Linked DNA regions of Homo sapiens: all the other regions are linked to region 3. Evidence: chromatin loops called from intact Hi-C (ENCODE). Cell type or tissue: OCI-LY7. All regions are shown on one strand. Each heading gives the region's core, and the rest is flanking DNA. Links, peaks and the distances in the headings are about the cores only. Region 1 has its middle 10 kb from the start of AMZ2. Region 2 overlaps WIPI1 (WD repeat domain, phosphoinositide interacting 1). Region 3 overlaps LOC105371870 (a long non-coding RNA gene).

The links. Hi-C counts contacts between places; a loop is a spot of excess contacts. Peaks named below come from ENCODE experiments on the same cell type or tissue, not always from the same donor. Only the 100,000 strongest peaks of a DNase experiment are listed, where the experiment ranks them.
Region 1: it touches region 3 in a loop (4-fold over the local background); 14 of 110 quality-filtered maps call a loop at or near these places.
Region 2: a loop joins it to region 3, with 5 times the contacts of the local background. A loop is called at or near these places in 23 of 110 quality-filtered maps.

The regions. Positions count from the first base shown.
Region 1 is chr17:68,235,673-68,240,118 of GRCh38, reverse strand. It overlaps a transcript of AMZ2 not described here. Among named protein-coding and RNA genes, the nearest start is that of AMZ2, 10 kb to the left of the region's middle. RefSeq lists a silencer at 1,003-1,072 and enhancers at 1,732-1,981, 4,412-4,446. In OCI-LY7, for the core only: a CTCF peak has its summit at 2,175; DNase peaks (open chromatin) are centred at 1,018, 1,438, 2,108 and 2,608; H3K4me3 peaks cover 2,480 bases; H3K27ac peaks cover 2,500 bases.
Region 2 is chr17:68,435,226-68,437,725 of GRCh38, reverse strand. WIPI1 (WD repeat domain, phosphoinositide interacting 1) reads left to right here. Exons shown (of 13, transcript NM_017983.7): 5 at 1,247-1,344; 6 at 2,014-2,106. It also overlaps a transcript of ARSG not described here and a transcript of PRKAR1A not described here. Among named protein-coding and RNA genes, the nearest start is that of MIR635, 12 kb to the right of the region's middle. RefSeq lists an enhancer at 1,186-1,686. In OCI-LY7, for the core only: a CTCF peak has its summit at 1,164 (motif pointing right); DNase peaks (open chromatin) are centred at 95, 495, 1,155 and 1,565; H3K4me3 peaks cover 990 bases; H3K27ac peaks cover 1,587 bases.
Region 3 is chr17:68,179,897-68,184,342 of GRCh38, reverse strand. It overlaps LOC105371870 (a long non-coding RNA gene), which reads right to left. Exons shown (of 4, transcript XR_934937.4): 2 at 2,671-2,792; 3 at 1,997-2,047; 4 at 1-975. Among named protein-coding and RNA genes, the nearest start is that of AMZ2, 66 kb to the left of the region's middle. RefSeq lists enhancers at 756-815, 836-905, 2,097-2,226. In OCI-LY7, for the core only: CTCF peaks have their summits at 2,197 and 2,410; DNase peaks (open chromatin) are centred at 1,322, 2,202, 2,892 and 3,022; H3K4me3 peaks cover 2,500 bases; H3K27ac peaks cover 2,500 bases.

The DNA.
Region 1 (4,446 bases), core at 855-3,354, 56 kb before region 3:
CTCCCCAGACACCAGATCAGCACCTTGATCTTGGATTCCAGTTCCTAGAACCGTGGGAAATAAATTTCTGTTGTTTGTAAACCATCCAGTTTATCATATTTTCTTATAGCATCCCAAACAGTCTAAAATACACCCTCTCATTTCATGGATAAAATGTCTTTTCGTATTTCTCTATAGATAGTAACTATACTACTTTTGAAGATTTGTTCTGTTGTTTCCTCTGTTTGGTCTTTTTGTTTCATGTTAGAACTTTCCATCAACATCTGGTAATCTTTGGCTGTTAAGATTTCATTATGATGCACAAAAAACTGGTGGGGGGTTCTGTGTGCATGAATGTGGCTTATTCTCAGAGGCGATCTGGCAGATAATCAGCTTATTCACTGAGGGGAGTCTCCCAGTGTCTGAACCTGAAAGTTTCTTCTCTGTGACCATCCCATTTTTTTCCAGAGTAGGATCGTTTCCTAACTGACTGCCAGTGTTCTGGAAGCAGGTGCAGTGAAGAGCCTAAGAGTCCCACTAATGTGTGTGTGAATTCTGAATCCTTAGCCACCGTGTTCATCCCTAACCCATACTGCCACAAGGACTCTCAAGTCTCACAACCAATTCGTTTTAACACGAGAAGACATTAAGAGGGTTAAGAGGTTCTCCATGATTCACCTACTAGTGTGAATTCATATCTGCTCCTTTTGCTTTTCCCCTGGCCCTTAGCTGATATCAACTGCCCTGAGGAAATGGAAGTCTGATTGGTCAGGAAGCAGGAGTAAGTGGGTAATTTGGGGTCACAGACCCCCCTCAGCAGGCAAGCAGCCCAGAGGTGGGTAAAGCACATTAGGAAAGGATGCTGCAATCCAGGGACTAGGGCCCTGGACCTGGATGCCAAAAGGGAGTTGGGAAAGTAGAAAAGAAAACAATTTATGCTTAAATTGTGCTCAGAGCCAGGGCTCTATGCAAAGCAGCAGCAGGTGACCTGTTTTCTCCCTCCTGCACTGCAGAGAACCTGCCCTCAAAGACCCAGAGCTCAGCTTCAGTGGAAGTTGAACGGCACTGTACAAGCAAAACTGAGAACCCAGTCACCCTGAGAAAAATGGTTTCTAGGGGGAAACACATTCTTTGGTCCAAACAACCAACTTACAAATGATCTTTTGGACCACGTCCTGCCTGCAAACTGAGGCTCGATTCACCTTTAATGGACCAGTTCTGGCAGTGCCAAGGGAGAGAGGCCATTAGCAGAAATGAAAAAAGCAAGAAATCTTTTAGTCCACTAGGTTAAGATTTTTTTATGCTTTGTTGTTTATGATTTCCCACTTTAGTTACTCTTTCCCGGAACAAATGTTATGATTCTACTTCATCTCTATTTACTGAAGCAAATAGATGCTTATCAGCAGTCATGCTACAAATCGCAAAGCAGTCAGTAAGGCCTTTGGGGCTGTGGTCTCTTTTGCAATTCTTTGATGTCTTGTCAGGCAACTTATTTTCTGTGCCTCAGAGAGTTTCCAAAAGCTACCACAATCTGATTGTGTGTGTGTGTGTGTACATATGTGTGTGTATATCTATATGCACTCTTTCTCTCTATATATATATACATATGGCATATAAATACAGTAAAGTCAAAGAATTGAGCAAAAGCAGATTTTGGTTTTTACCTTAAGAATATCATTTCACTTCCTGAAAAATTAGGAATTAGGAGTCCCAAGAATACCACATAGCATTTAGGAAGACTTGAGTGGGAGCTAAGAAAGTTCGAATGAGGGGAGGAAGAAAGTCCCTGGTCAGGCTGGGTATAGTGACTCAAGCCTGTAATCCTAGCACTTTAGAAGGCTGAGGTGGGAGGATTGTTTGAGCTCAGGAGTTTGAGATCAGCCTGGGCAACCTAGCAAGACTCTGATTTCTATTTAAAAAAAGAAGAAGAAAGAAAGAAAATAAAAGAAAAAGGCTGGGTCAGTGGCCTCAGTTGAACCCTGGAGGATGCTGTGATCCTCTTGGTGATGTCCCCAGCCTCTGCTTCAGGATGACAGCATGGTCTCCTGCACTGTAGCTCGGTTTGAAATTTTCAGTTTTTCTTTCAATTTCGCCTTTTTCAGACTCCAAGGGGGATGGAGGAGATGGTCTGAATAAGACAAATATGAAAGAGGAAGTGTCTCAGCACCAACCAAACGTAAAACAGCGACAGCGACCCACTTCACTTGTGACCTATACAGAAATACTGAAGACGTCCTCTGTGTCCTTTTAGACTTTCTGGGGGAGGGAACAGCCGCTGCCCAGAAGCAAGCAGCTTCCTTTTGGCCAGGTCAGTGCAGGGAACCAACAAAGACAGGGACCTGTGGCCAGAAGAAGCACAGCCGCAGCAGGTGTCTGATTGGACTGAGCCAGGAAAGGCCTTCTTGCCCTTAGGGACCCCTCAAGGCTTTTTTCCCAAAAGCTGGAAACTGCTTGGCTCACTGCTGTGCTAAATGCAGGTGCCAGCCGAGGGGGTTACCCTAGGACCGTGAGCCATTAACAGCTTGTCTCAAATACACTTCTCCAAGGCAGTCAGCAACTCCCCACTGAACACCTGTGGGTTCCTGCTGGTGCTAACTTAGGCACGGGGCTAGCAGGTCCCTCCCCTGTAGCAGATGATGAGAGCAAGTGTGGTGCAGGAGGAACTGAAAAGAGAGCGTCGTCAGAGATGACACTTGCGTGGATTAAAACCATATATTCTTGTGCAATGTAAAAATGCCAACTTGCATCAGCGTAACGAAGGACACACTTAGAATAGAAAAGCTGAGGAGGACAGAAGAATAGGAAGAACAACAAAACCATGCCTGGTCCTTTTGCCCAGAAATGACCCATGTGAATCTTGGCTGAACTTTTAGACTTTTTCGTGGTGCACATTTTTCAACATAATTTGACAACGTGGGACCTCTAGAATTGTACATTCTAATTTTTCAGTCCATTTATTTCTTATTCCAGAAAGAATCCATGTATAAGGATGGCTCATCACAGTGTTGTTTTTAATTCTGAAAAGCTGAAAGATGGATGCTCACCACTAGTGTTTATACATAAGTTCAATAAAGTTATGCTCTCACAATAAAATATTATGTAGTCATTAAAAAGAACAATCTCATGCTATGCGTATTATCATGGAAGGATGTCCCCAAGATCTTGCTGAAATGTTTTAAAAAGTCCCAAGCAGTGTATATATAATTTGAAGCTATTTATATAAAAATATGGGTGTATATGTGTGTAAAAAAGGATGTTTGGGCCGGGCATGGTGGCTCACGCCTGTAATCCCAACACTTTGGGAGGCCAAGGTGGGTGGATCATTTGAGGTCAGGAGTTGGAGACCAGCCTGGCCAACATGGTGAAACCCGTCTCTACTAAAATATATATAAAAAAAAAATTAGCTGGGATGTGGTGGTGGGTGCCTGTAATCCCAGCTACTGGGGAGGCTGAGGCAGGAGAATCACCTGAGCCTGGGAGACAGAGGTTGCAGTGAGTTGAGATCTCCCCAGTGCGCTCCAGCCTGGGCAACAAAGTGAGAATCCGTCTCAAAAAAAAAAAAAAAAAAAAAAAGGATGTTTGCCAAATGTTAATAATGTTAGAAGGAGGGCTTTTTGTGCTGTTTTACTTTCTTCTTGATATTTTTTAGCAATATTTATTTTGCAATGAGCATTTACTAGCTTTATTTTTTTTAACTATTTACCTTGAAAAAATTATGTAAATCTATACTTACTATATAAAATACATTTATTTTGTAGTGAGTGAAAATGAGGGTTACCAAACATATACATAGTATAATATCATGTTCATATGTTATAGTTTTATATATAAATTTACATAGTTTAAGTGTTTATAAACACAAAAATACATATTCACACATTTGATATATATAATGTGCATATAAATTTTACATGTATATATAAAACGTTTTAAAACATTTTTTTAAGATTACTCTTATATTTTGAATAATAATTGTATTTCCATTCTGGGGAAAAGAGTAATATTTTGGAAACCAGATGCAGTGGCTCATTCCTGTAATCCCAGCACTTTGGGAGGCCGAGGCGGGTGGATCACCTGAGGTTAGGAGTTCGAGACCAGCCTGGCCAACGTAACAAAACCCCATCTGTACTAAAAATACAAAAATTAGCCAGGCATGCTGGCGGGCACCTATAATCCCAGCTACTTGGGAGCCTGAGGCAGGAGAATCGCTTGAGCCCGGGAGATGGAGGTTGCAGTGAGCCAAGATTGTGCCACTGCATTCCAGCCTGGTGGACCAAGTGAGAAACTATCTCGAAAAAAAAAAAAAGTAAGATTTTGGGCTAAGTCTTGGAGGGGTAGGGACGGCCAGTCCACGGCAGCCCAGGCTGAGGGCACAGCACGTACCAAAAAGCCACAGCAGAGCAGGGTCACACGTGGCACACGCTGCTCCTGGCACCTGATAGCACCAGTGTTCTGTCCTCCTGGAAA
Region 2 (2,500 bases), core at 1-2,500, 250 kb before region 3:
AGCATCTTAAATCCAAAATGTCCTCTTTATTTAGTTTGTCTCAATGTCTAGGCACACCATCTTGACTGCAGACGCAGACCTCAAATAAACTTCCTCCTCGGGAGGTACCCATTTCCCTTATCAAGGCAGGGCATTTGGCTCAGAAATTGCTCGGTTTCTTTTTTTTTTTTTCTTAAGACAGAACCTCACTCTCACCCAGGCTGGAGTGCAGTGGCACTATCTTCACTCACTGCAGCCTCCACCTCCAGGTTTAAGCAATTCTCCTGCCTCAGCCTCCCGAGTAGCTGGGACTACAGGCACATGCAACCACACCTGACTAATTTTTGTATTTTTAATAGAGACAGGGTTTCACTATGTTGGCCAGCCCGATCTCGAACTCCTGACCTCAGGTGACCCACCTGCCTCGGCCTGCCAAAGTGCTGGGATCACAGGTGTGGGCCACCTTGCCTGGCCTGAAATTTCTCAGTTTCTAAATAGGTTCTTGGCAGCTCCTCTTCTCCAACTTGAAGTTACTGGCCAACAGTATATAATCATCTGCAGAAAGACCAATATGTACTGACTTTTCACTATAGGAAGATTTATTTCAGTTTTGAGGAAATCTCTTGTAACCCTAGAGGATAATGGAATTGGAAGAAAAGTAGATGCTGTTTCAGAGTCCTGGGGTAAAATGTAAAAATGAGCAATATATACACACACACACACACACACATATATATATATTTTTTTTTTTTTGAGACGGGGTCTCACTCTGTAGCCCAGGCTGGAGTGCAGTGGCACGATCTCCACTCACTGCAACCTTTGCCTCCTGGGTTCAAGCGATTCTCCTGCCTCAGCCTCCCAAGTAGCTGGGACTATAGGCACGCACCACCATGCCCAGCTATTTGTATTTTTAGTAGAGATGGGGTTTCACCATGTTGGCCAGGCTTGTCTGGAACTCCTGACCTCAAGTGATCCGCCCGCCTCAAAGTGCTGGAATTACAGGCATGAGCCACTGTGCCCGGCAAGTCTCATTGTTTCACTGTAGCAAGGACGCAGCCAGTGTTAAATCAGGAGGTCTTCCCCTGTGAAGTTGCTTTATTGGAAGCCTTAATCAGAAGAATCATCAGCGGAAAGCAGTTGTCTGCAAAGCCATTCCTCCCCTTGCCAGTAGGTGGCACTGTAGCTGTACTGTTTTCAGATGCCCTCTCCAGCCGTGCAATCTCTCCCTTGGCCCCAGGCTTCTCATGTTCTGTTTCTTCTTTGCCAGGTCTATGTGCTCTCTCTATCAACCATTCCAATTCTTACCTGGCCTATCCTGGAAGCCTGACTTCAGGGGAGATTGTGCTTTATGATGGAAACTCCCTGGTAAGTTGACGGTGACCTGGCTGAGCCAACCCACCTGCCTTGGCTGTGTGGTCATGGAAGGAGATAGATAAGGACGCCCTGCCGTCGGGGGCTGGAGGCGGTGGGAGTAAGCAATACTGGGGAGTTGTTCAAGAGAAGGTGATACTATTTCCCCTCGGGCTTGCTGTGAGTCAACCTCACCATAAGCCAGCTGGCCAGGCCAAGTTAGACATCTGCAGCATAATGAAAACCACTTGCCAGCAGGGGGCCAGTTGTCTCCCTGAATGTGTCACCCTGTCCCATGCCACAGCCTGAGACAGTGTGCAGGTGTTTCATATTCCCTGCCCTCTGGTCTCTGAGGCATCCCTGAGCGGGACAAGATTGCTGTGGGAAGTTGCCTAAAGATGCGTGCAGGGCGCGCCTGCGACGGCATCACACTGCATCAGGTGCTCCGTTCGTGGCCACCTTCCCAAGGGCAGGAAAAGGGATGGAAATGGAGTGGCCCTTGAAGCCAAATCTTGATTCACCAGAAAATGACACACAGCTTACATGCAGATGGCCTGGGGGACAGAGGAAGAGACAGGGAGCTGGACAAAGGAGGGAGAAAGGAGAAAAGAGGAAGGGGAGGGAGGTGAAATCCATCTTCCCTCCTCCGCAGCATCTGTATCCATTTTTCCTTTTCACCAACAGAAAACAGTCTGCACTATTGCTGCCCATGAGGGAACACTAGCTGCCATCACCTTCAATGCCTCAGGCTCCAAACTAGCAAGTGCGTCTGAAAAAGTGAGTCCACTCCCACCAACACCTCTGTCTGGGTTTCGCTGGATGGCTCCTGCCGTGCGCAGGGATGGGATTGAACAAACCTGGTGACATGAAGACTGACTGGTCTCTGGGCCCACTCAGAATTTGTTTCAGAGGGAGAATTTCTGGCCTCTGCATGTGTGGTATATTCATGCATTTGTTAATTCAATAGGCCAGGGGCCTGCAATATGCAAGATACAAGACACTTTGCATGAAAACTCGTGGTCTTATGAAGAAATGTACGTGTACATCAGCCGTAGAGACGGACAAATGCTACACCTTATAAACACAGTACAGTGCAAACCAAATGCTTTACTTTGCTATTTAGAGAAATTGATGTCTTCTGCCTGGAATAATCAGAGAAAGTGATCCAATT
Region 3 (4,446 bases), core at 1,023-3,522:
GTCACGGGAAGAGCCGAGTTGGGATTGGAGAACAGCAGCTTGACCCAGGTCACCAGGAGTTTGCCACTGGGCTGTCCCTAGGCTGGGGGGCTGGTACCTCAGGGGCCTAAGCTATGGGAAAAGAAGGGGTTGTACATTGCTGGGGGAGGTGAGAGATGCTGGTGGAGCTAGGAGACAGGAGGTCAGAGATCTCCCCAGCCCCCGAATACACAGGCAGGCTTCCTGAGGGCCTGTTTTGTCCCCCAACCCTCAAGGGGACAACAGGGCCACACCAGGCACTCACACAGCAGCTGACAGCAGCTCACATTTACTGAGGATGTGCCACCTGCCAGGCCCTGTGCCAGGAGCTCTCCTGGAATACCTCTTTTCATCTAAATTCAAAATAATACCATGAGAAAGAAGCTCCAGTCCTGGGCTGACATCCCGCTGAGTGCCAGGCCTCAGCACTGAAGCCACAGCAGCAGCAAGCAAAACGGCCCCAAACCTGTTAGTTGCTTTCAATTTTCCCATTTTACAGATGAGGAAACTGAGTCACAGAGAGGGATAAGTTTCACCAGGTCATATAGGTAGGAAGTGGTGGAGGCAGGATTCAATTCCGTTCTGACTCCGAAGCCAGACTTTTTTTTCCCTACACAATTTATTAGAATTTGAAAAGGTTGCTGGATACAGTCAAATAAATCAATTTCATTTCTATATATCATCAAAGTATTATTTTAAAAGATAATCATTTATAATAGCATCAAAGACAAAGCCACCAGAAATATAACAAAATATGTTGACAGGACTAGTTCAGATGTTAAAGATCTAAGCCGCGCGAAAACCAGACTTCTAACCACTAAGCACCTGTCAGCTGTGGAGACAACAGCTCCTCCATCCTTACGATGCAGCGAGGCCACTGCAGGTGGGGAGGGGTCTTCTGGTTAGTGCAGCAGCCTGGTGTTCAGAGATGACACCTCAGCTCAGACCTGGAAGGTTCTGCAGGCAGGTTGTATAAGCCACGTTAGCTGCTCTAAAGCCTCCATTTCCTCATCTAGAAAATGGGGACAGGGAGGCCCTCCCTAACGGGTTGTTCTGAGGATGAAGGGAGGATGTGGTCAAGTTCCTGGCCCAATGTTTTGCAAATAGTAGGTGCTCGATTATTGGCACTGGTATTAGGATCAGGGCCAAGAGTAGAACCTTCAACTCCCTGTCAGCTGGGAGAGACTGAGATGGATCACTTATCTGCACATGGAACCCGGCGTTGCTGCTGGTGTGAGCCAAGGGGGCTCAGGGAAGCCTGTTGTTGAGCTGTGTCTGATCTGTGGCTTCCTGTGCCTGGGGCCTGACTCAGCACATTACCTGGTTCCTGAGTCACGGCACAGAGGGGAGTGCTGGGATTACAGGTGTGAGCCACCGTGCCTGGCCACAAACTGCTTTTAAAAGGTTCAGGCCCTTTGCTCCAGCAATTCCACTTCCAAGAATTTATCCTATTGCAATGATTTTCAAACTGTGTTCCCAGTGGAATCCTGGGGTTCCATAGAGTTGCTTTGCTAGTTCTGCAAAACTTTGATTTGAATGTCACTGGTGCCGAGTCTGATTTAAAACTGCAGGCATCTGGCCAGGCACGGTGGCTCATGCCAGTAATCCCAGCACTTTGGGAGGCCGAGGTGGGCGGATCACAAGGTCAGGAGATCGAAACCATCCTGGCTAACACGGTGAAACCCCGTATCTACTAAAAGTACAAAAAATTAGTCAGGCGTGGTGGCGGGCGCCTGTAGTCCCAGCTACTCAGGAGGCTGAGGCAGGAGAATGGCGGGAACCCGGGAGGCAGAGCTTGCAGCGAGCTGAGATCGCGCCACTGCACTCCAGCCTGGGCGACAGAGCGAGACTCCACCTCAAAAAAAAAAAAAAAAAAAAAAAAAAAAAAAGGCAATCATCTGCAACCCCTAACTGGCCTTCTAAATACTGCACATTTGAATTTATAAAATATATTTATGCTAACAGAATGACTTCTTACCTGTTACTTATATGAATCTTACTAAGTTTCATTCAAAGAAGGGTCCTACTTCTAAAAAGAAACAGTATAAAATCATTGTCACAAGAAAATGATCATTTCATACTAGGAAAGTTTGGCTTCAAAAAGATGTACCACACAATGTTTATAGAGTTGGTTCAGTGAACCATGCCATGGCTCACAGGCCAGATCTGGCCACCACCTGTTTTTCTAAATAAAGTCTGATTGAAACACAGCCATGTGCATTCATATATGCATTGTCTGTGGCTGGTTTTTTGCCGTAATGGCAGAGCTCAGTAGTTCTAAGAGAGAACTTGTGATCTGCAAAGGCCAGAACAAATACCACCTAGCTCTTTACAGAAAAAGCATGCTAATTGCTGGTTTATGATGATATAAAAATTGGAACCAACCTAAATGTCCAAGAAAAGGGGATTGATCAAATTACAGCGCACCCCCTTCAGCAAATGGAATGCAAAGCCCTTGTTGAAAAATGCTGGCCGGGCACGGTGGCTCATGCCTGTAATCCCAGCACTTTGGGAGGCTGAGGCAGGTGGATTACCTGAGGTCAGGAGTTTTGAGACCAGCTTGGCCAACATGGCAAAACCCCGACTTTACTAAAAAAAAAAAAAAAAAAAAAAAAAAAAATGCAAAAATTAGCCGTGTGTAGTCGTACACACCTGCAATCCCAGCTACTCAGGAGGCTGAGGCAGGAGAATAACTTGAACCTGGGAGATGGAGGTTGTAGTGAGCCAAGACTGCACCACTGTTCTCCAGCCTGGTAAACAGAGCACTCCTCCACCTAAAAAAAAAAAAAAAAAAAAGTTGCAGTTTAGCAGCTCTTAGGTTTGGCTGCATATTTAAACTACTTGGGGAGTTTTTTTTTTTTTTTTTAATTCCAAACCTCAGGCCACCTCAGATGAATTAAATTTGACTGTAGGTGTGGAACCCAGGCATTGACATTTTTAAAGCTTCCCCAGGGATTCTAATGCAGTGCCACTGTTGTAGAATATTTAATGAGGCCAGATACAGTGGCTCATGCCTCTTATCCCACCACTTTCGGAAGCTGAGGTGGCAGAAGCACCTGTAGTTAGGAGTTTGGGATGAGCCTGGCCAATGTTGTAAAACCCTTGTCTCTAATAAAAATACAAAACTTACCCCGGCGTGGTGGTGGACACCTGTAATCCCAGCTACTTGGAAGGCTGAGGCAGGAAAATCGCTTGAACCCAGTGTGTCTAAAATCGGTGGGTTCTTGGGCTGACTTCAAGAATGAAGCCGCAGACCCTCGCAGGTGGTGTCACAGTTCTTAAAGGGGGCCTGTCCAGAGTTTCTTCTTTCTGATGTTCTGAAGTTCGGATGTACTTGCACTTTTTTCCTTGCGCTGGGTTCATGGTCTCGCTGGCTCAGGAGTGAAACTGCAGACCTTCATGGTGGGTGTTACAGCTCTTAAGACAGTGCCTGTGGAACTGTTAGTTTCTCTTGGTGGTTTTGTGGTTTTGCCAGCTTCAACAGCAAAACCTTAAACCTTCACAGTGAATGTCACAGCTCATAAATGCAGTGAAAATCCAAAGTGATTAGCAGCAAAACTTACTGTAAAAACGGGGGGAAAAACCTTCCCATTATTTGGAAGAGAATCAGAGCGGGTTGTTACGGGTGGCTCCAGCAGCCTGCTTTTATTCTTATCTGGCCCCACCCACATCCTGCTGATTGGTCCATTTTACAGAGAGCCGATTGGTCTATTTTACAGAGAGCTGATTGGTCCGTTTTGACAGGGCACTGATTGGTGTGTTTACAATCCCTGAGCTAGACACGAAAGTTCTCCACGTCCCCATTAGATTAGCTACAGAGTGTCGATTGGTGCATTTACAAACCTTGAGCTAGACACAGGGTGCTGACTGGTGCATTCACAAACTCTGAGCTAGACACAGGGTGTTGATTGGTGTGTTTACAAACCTTGAGCTAGATACAGAGTGCTGAGTGGTGTATTTACAATCCCTTAGCTAGACATAAAGGTTCTCCAAGTCCCCACCAGACTCAGGAACCCAGCTGGCCTCACCCAGTGGGTCTCGCACGGGGGCCACAGGTGGAGCTGCCCGCCAGTCCCGCGGCCTGCCCCCGCACTTCTCAGCCCTTGGGCGATGGATGGGACCGGGCGCCGTGGAGCAGGGGGCCGTGCTCCTCAAGGAGGCTCAGGCGGCGCAGGAGCCCACGGCGGCGGGGCGGGGCAGACTCAGGCATGGCGGGCTGGAAGTCCTGAGCCCTGCCCCGTGGGGAGGCAGCTAAGGCCCGGCCAGAAATCGAGCGCAGCACCCGTGGGCCAGCACTGCTGGGGGACCCGGCGCACCCTCGGTAGCTGCTGGCCTGGGTGCTAAGCCCCTCACTGCCCGGGGCCGGCAGGGCCGGCCAGCCGCTCTGAGTGCGGGGCCCGCCAGGCCCACGCCCACCTGGAACTCTAG